Linked DNA regions of Homo sapiens: region 1 is linked to region 2. Evidence: read pairs that join two places in POLR2A ChIA-PET (ENCODE). Cell type or tissue: PC-9. All regions are shown on one strand. Links, peaks and the distances in the headings refer to the core of each region. The heading gives the core; the rest is flanking DNA. Region 1 has its middle 16 kb from the start of AACS. Region 2 has its middle 2.8 kb from the start of TRA-TGC3-2.

Region 1 (2,908 bases), core at 310-2,809, 130 kb after region 2:
TGAGTTGGGTTGGGTGGTTAGAGAAGAAATGCTCTGGACAGATTGAAAGACTAAATTCCTACAAGGAAAAGTGGTCATTTTTCTGTGGTTTTATCCCAGGGGAGTTGGGGCACACTGTAGTAAAGGGATGTATACTCTCCAAGATGCAATGCCGCCTCGAAATGCCTGCCTGGCTCATGGGTGTCATGAGATCTGACTAGTCACCATGTGTGTTCCTAAGGTTCCTCAGCTCATCAGATCTCACCCCAAGGTGGCCCAACCTAAGTAAAAGGCAAATCACAACGGACATATCCAGGCCCTGCCCTAAAGAGGCAAGCTGATAGTTACTCATATCCATTTTATGTTTAGGAGGGGTAATAAGAAATTCGGTTTGCAAACACCGCATGTTCTCACTCAGATGGGAATTGAACAATGAGAACACATGGACACAGGAAGGGGAACATCACACTCTGGGGACTGTTGTGGGGTGGGGGCAGGGGGGAGGGATAGCATTAGGAGATATACCTAATGCTAAATGATGAGTTAATGGGTGCAGCACACCAGCATGGCACATGTACACATATGTAACTAACCTGCACATTGTGCACATGTACCCTAAAACTTAAAGTATAATAATAATAATAGTAAAAAATAATAATTAAAAAAAAAAGAAATTCGGTTTGGACCCATTGGAATAGGGAGAGGGAGGAAGACATGGCATTTAGTCCTTGCCCTACAAAAATATCTCCGTTCTAGGAGCCTGCGTTTGTGGGGATTCAGCCTGGGGTTCCCTGCCTCTGCTCACCCCATAGCCAAGTAGAGGTGATGGTGGGGAAATGCCCCTGCCACCGGCCACAAGGTATATGCAAGAGAGCCCAAATTTATTTTTATTTACTTATTTATTTTTCGAGATGGAGTTTCGGCTTTTGTTGCCTAGGCTGGAGTGCAATGGCGCGATCTCGGCTCACTGCAACATCCACCTCCCGGGTTCAAGCGATTCTCCTCCTGCCTCAGCCTCCCGAGTGGCTGGGATTACAGGTGCCCGCCACCACGCCTGGCTAATTTTTTGTATTTTCAGTAAAGACGGGATTTCACCGTGTTCGCCAGGCTGGTCTCGAACTCCTGACCTCAGGTGGGCCACCGCGCCGGGCCAAGAGAGCCCAGATTTAACTCAGACCATCCTATCTATCAAAAGCAGCACCAGCCACTATTCTGTGGTCCTTTTATTATCTCAGGGCACTAATCACTTACTCAGCTTGCGAACGTGTTCCACTTTCTCCCACTGGGCTTAGCTTGGTTCCCTCCTATTCCCCAGCGCACTCATCCTAGGGGCTCATCTGCGTATTTGAATACGCATACGGAAGAATAAACATCCCCCAGGTACTTCAGGCACAACCCTCCTTTGGCAGCGCAGAAGTCAAGCTAGAGGTCGTGACCCCCTGGAGTCTCGGTGGTTTCGGGTTGGGGAGCAGAGCGGGTGGGGCAGGACCGACTCGCCGGTGCCAGTCAGGATATCAAGGTGACAGCGCCCGGCACTGGCCTTGGTCGAAGGGTGACTCCGCCCCATTGCTAAGCTCCGATTGGGCACGCCCTTTTCTGGTTCTTCTTCAGGATTGGCTGGGAGGTGCGGCCTATGAACCGGAACGCGTCGCGATTGGTTGGCGCTCAGGCCGATCTTCCAGACGCGGAGGCCTGGGCCGATGTGGCCCAACTCTCTGCCAGCCAATCAGCGCTCGGGCTGAGTGTGGCGCGTGAGTGTGTCCGGGATCCCTCCGCCGCCCGGGCGTTGGGGTCGCGGGAAGGGAGGGGACTGGGAGGGGATGGGGTGGGGACGCGCAGGAGGCCCGTGGGGTTGACTTGGGCGAGGCGGAGAGGACGCGTGTGCTGGCAGATGGAGGAGAACCGAGCGGAGCCGAGCAGCTTTGCCAGGAGTCTTCCACTACTGCTAAGGACCCCTCCTGCAAATTCAGACTCTTGCGTGACACACTAAAGAATAAATTAATAGGCTGGGCGCGGTGGCTCACGCCTGTAATCCCAGCACTTTGGGAGGCTGAGCCGGGCGGATCACGAGGTCACGAGATCGAGACCATCCTGGCCAACATGGCGAAACCCCGTCTCTACTAAAATACAAAAATTAGCTGGGCATGGTGGCGGGCGCCTGTAGTCCCAGCTACTCCAGAGGCTGAGGCAGGAAAATCGCTTAAACCCGGGAGGCAGAGGTTGCAGTGAGCCGAGATCACGCCACTGCCCTCCAGGTTGGGCAACAGAGCGAGACTCCGTCTCAAAAAAAAAAAAAGAATAAATTAATAATCAATAAATTTAAAAATTAAAAAGGAACGCCACCAAAAGAATCATGAAAACAAATAAAGGCTAATAAAAATAAAAGAAAGGCTTAAAGTGCCCAAAATGTCCAAAAGAAATGCACAATATCGACTTACAGTATAGACAGAAGAGACCTGCAAATTCTGCAGCCTTAATACCTTCAGTCTTTTTGGAAATGTTTCAGGAGCTGCTGCTCTGTGCCCTGCCTCGTGCTAGGCGTCGGGGAACCCCCAAGGGAACCACGGGGACCAGAGCCCGGCGGTCATGGCGCTTGCTCTTGGAGGCACATAAAGGGCTTCATTTCAGATGATGAAAGTGCAATGGGGTGATGGAGTGGAGAATGTGGGTGCTCTGAATTTTAACCACGTGCTATGACATGGGGTGGGGTAAGGCTCCTAATCTAGGAGCAGCCTTCTCGAGGTCTTTAACCATCTGCATAAGAGATAGTATAAAAAAGGTAAGGGACATTTGTGTGTGCGCGCAAGTAAGATTTCTTTGCATCTTATTACAACATCTATCCCCTCCCTTCACCGTATGTGCCAGCTAATACACTAGGGACTTTGTATTTTTCAGGATCCTTTTCTCCAGAAGCCTGGCTACTGAAGAG
Region 2 (2,908 bases), core at 195-2,694:
CAACCTTCAGTGACTTTGAGGTTTGCATATCAGCTGGAAGACATTTTTTCCTCCCAAAAGAACTATTATGGCCGTGCGCCATGGCTCATGCCTGTAATCCCAGCACTTTGAGAGGTAGAGGTCGGCGGATCACTTGAGGCCAAGAGTTTGAGACCAGCCTGGCCAACATGGCGTGAACCCCGTCTCTACCAAAAATACAAAAAATTAGCCGGATGTGGTGGCGAGCGCTTGTAGTCCCAGCTACTCGGGAGGCTAAGGCGAGAGGATTTTTGGAGCCCAGGAGGCAGTGGTTGCAGTAAGCCAAGATCATCCCACAGCACGCCAGCCTGGGAGACAGAGGGAGACCACATCTAAAAAAAAAAAAAAAAAAAAAAAATCCGTCTGAATATAAATATCAGCAAACTGAAAAGAAACATATCCACTTCCCAGAATGAGGGCTTCAGCTTGGAGGAAGGAGTCTCTTTACAATTGCCCACCGAAAAGAGCCATTCTTTTTGTTTGTTTGTTTGTTTGTTTTTTTGAGACCGAGTCTCGCTTTGTCGCCCAGGCTAGAGTGCAGTGGCAGGATCTTGGCTCACTGCAGCCACCGCGTCCCGGGTTCAAACGATTCTCCTGCCTCAGGCTCCTGAGTAGCTGGGATTACAGGCGTGCACCACTACGCCCAGCTAATTTTTGTATTTTTAGTAGAGACGGGGTTTCACCATGTTGGTCAAGCTAGTCTCAAACTCCTGACCTCGTTATCCGCCCCCTGCCCCCCTCCCGCCCGCCCCAGCCTCCCAAAGTGCTGGGATTACAGGCGTGAGTCACCGTGCCCGGCCCTAAGAGCCATTCTTAAACTGTGAATTTGCATCTCTCTTCCAGAGGGTTTCTTAAGCACACCAGGGGAGAGAAGTCACAATGTCTGGTGTCCTTCAGGTCATCAAAAAGCTGTTCCTTGGGGAAAGAATGGGTGAGAAGCTAGGAGAGGGCGGAAAACTGAAGGCTATACCTCTTTCCATCAGCCTTGAGATTTCTTGGCTGGAAATAGACACTTATTGTGATAAGGAAAGCTTGCATCAAAAATGTCCTGCCGCCTCGTTCTCCATAGTTCCCTGACAGCTGCTGGCACTTGAAACTCTTCCTAGCCAAAGACCATGCAAAATTGTCAGAAAAGTTAGTAGCCTGGGGGCAAGAAGTGCTGGACACAGCAGCTGTGATTGCATCACCTAACCTCTGGGCCTCATCTGTGAAAGAGATTTCAATGTACCTACCTCATCTGGTTATTGTGACAATTTAATGAGTTACACATAAAATATGTATAATAGTGTCTGGTAGAAAGCACAGGCTCTGGGCTGGGTGCAGTGGCTCAGGTCCATAATCCCAGTGCTTTAGGAGGCCGAGGTGGGAGGACTGCTTGAGCCCAGGCGTTCAAGACCTGCCTGGGAAACACAGTGAGACACCCCACCCCACCCCCACTCAGGAGGCTGAGGCAGGAGGATCTCGTGAGTCTGGGAGGTCAAGACTGCAGTGAGCTGAGATTGTACCACTGCACTCCAGCCTGGGCGAAAGAGCAAGACCCTCTCTCAAAATTAAATAAATAAATAAGGCCAGGTGCACTGGCTCGCAACTGTAATCCCTGCACTTTGGAAGGCCGAGATGGGTGGATCACCTGAAGTCAGGGGTTCGAGACCAGCCTGGCCAACATGAGGAAACCCCGTCTCTATTAAAAATACAAAAAATTAGCTGGTCATGGTGGCACGGGTCTGTAATCCCAGCTACTCAGGAGACTGAGGCAGGAGAATCGCTTGAACCCAGGAGGCGGAGGTTGCAGTTAGCCGAGATTGCACCACTGCACTCCAGCCTAGGCAACAAGAGCAAAACTCCGTCTCAAATAAATAAATAAATAAATAAATAAATAGAAGGCAGGAACTGTGAAATGTGGGTCTGGCTTTTATAAATGTTATTATCATAGGACTCTGCTGGAGGGCAGTTGCCTCTTCTATTCAGCCCGGCGTGATGCTTTGCTGACCCGTTTTGGAGAGATGGGGGAGAGCAGGAGGGCAGTGGGGAGGTGAGGAATAGGGACCACCGTGTAAACCATCCTCTGACCTCATTTCCCCAGCCTAAGTGGGAGCCACGGGAGAGAGACCCTGGCAGCAGAAGAGCAGGATGGCGCCATAGGTGGCATCATTTTGGATGTGGTTGAGGAGCAAGCCCACGGGTTGTTCTCAGTCCGCAAGTGCCCCTGCTTCCTCTTGTGCCCACCCACCTGGCTGCCAGAGGGCACTGCTCAAACAAACCTGAATGTTTCTCTCTGCATGAAACTCTCAGAATCAAACCCATACCTCCTGCCCTCCATATCCCTTCAAGGTACGATGTAATCCGGCCTCTGAGGACCGCTCTGACTTCACCTCCTTCTGCCCCACTCCTCCGTCCTCCCTATCCTCTTCCATGGGTGCTTCTGCCACACCAGCTTCCTCACTGTTTCTTCCCAGTTCAGGGCCTTTGCACTTGCTGTTCCCTCTGCCTAGAATGCTGTTCCCAGTTCTTTTTTTTTTTTTTTTTTTTTTGAGACGGAGTTTTGCTCTTGTTGCCCAGGCTGGAGTGCAATGGCGTGATCTCGGCTCACTGCAACCTCTGCCTCCTGGGTTCAAGCGATTCTCCTGCCTCAGCCTCCTAAGTAGCTGGGATTACAGGCATGTGCCATCACATCCAGCTAATTTTGTATTTTTTAGTAGAGACGGGGTTTCTCCATGTTGGTCAGGCTGGTCTCAAACTTCCGACCTCAGGTGATCCACCCGCCTCTGCCTCTCAAAGTGCTGGGATTGCAGGCGTGGGCCACCGTGCCCGGCCTCCAGCTCTTCTTATGGTTGGCTCTTTCTCATTTTCCTGGTCCTGGTTCAAATGCCACCACCGCAGAAAGGCCTCC

The links. Peaks named below come from ENCODE experiments on the same cell type or tissue, not always from the same donor. Only the 100,000 strongest peaks of a DNase experiment are listed, where the experiment ranks them.
Region 1: POLR2A ChIA-PET joins it to region 2 with 9 read pairs; 17 of 35 experiments call an interaction of 5 or more read pairs at or near these places.

Annotation. Positions count from the first base shown.
Region 1 is chr12:125,048,088-125,050,995 of GRCh38, forward strand. It overlaps a transcript of BRI3BP not described here. Among named protein-coding and RNA genes, the nearest start is that of AACS, 16 kb to the right of the region's middle. RefSeq lists a silencer at 1,554-1,653. In PC-9, for the core only: no CTCF peak of the experiment used is centred there; a DNase peak (open chromatin) is centred at 1,594; H3K4me3 peaks cover 882 bases.
Region 2 is chr12:124,923,147-124,926,054 of GRCh38, forward strand. No RefSeq gene overlaps it. Among named protein-coding and RNA genes, the nearest start is that of TRA-TGC3-2, 2.8 kb to the left of the region's middle. In PC-9, for the core only: no CTCF peak of the experiment used is centred there; DNase peaks (open chromatin) are centred at 845 and 1,215; H3K4me3 peaks cover 877 bases; H3K27ac peaks cover 2,334 bases.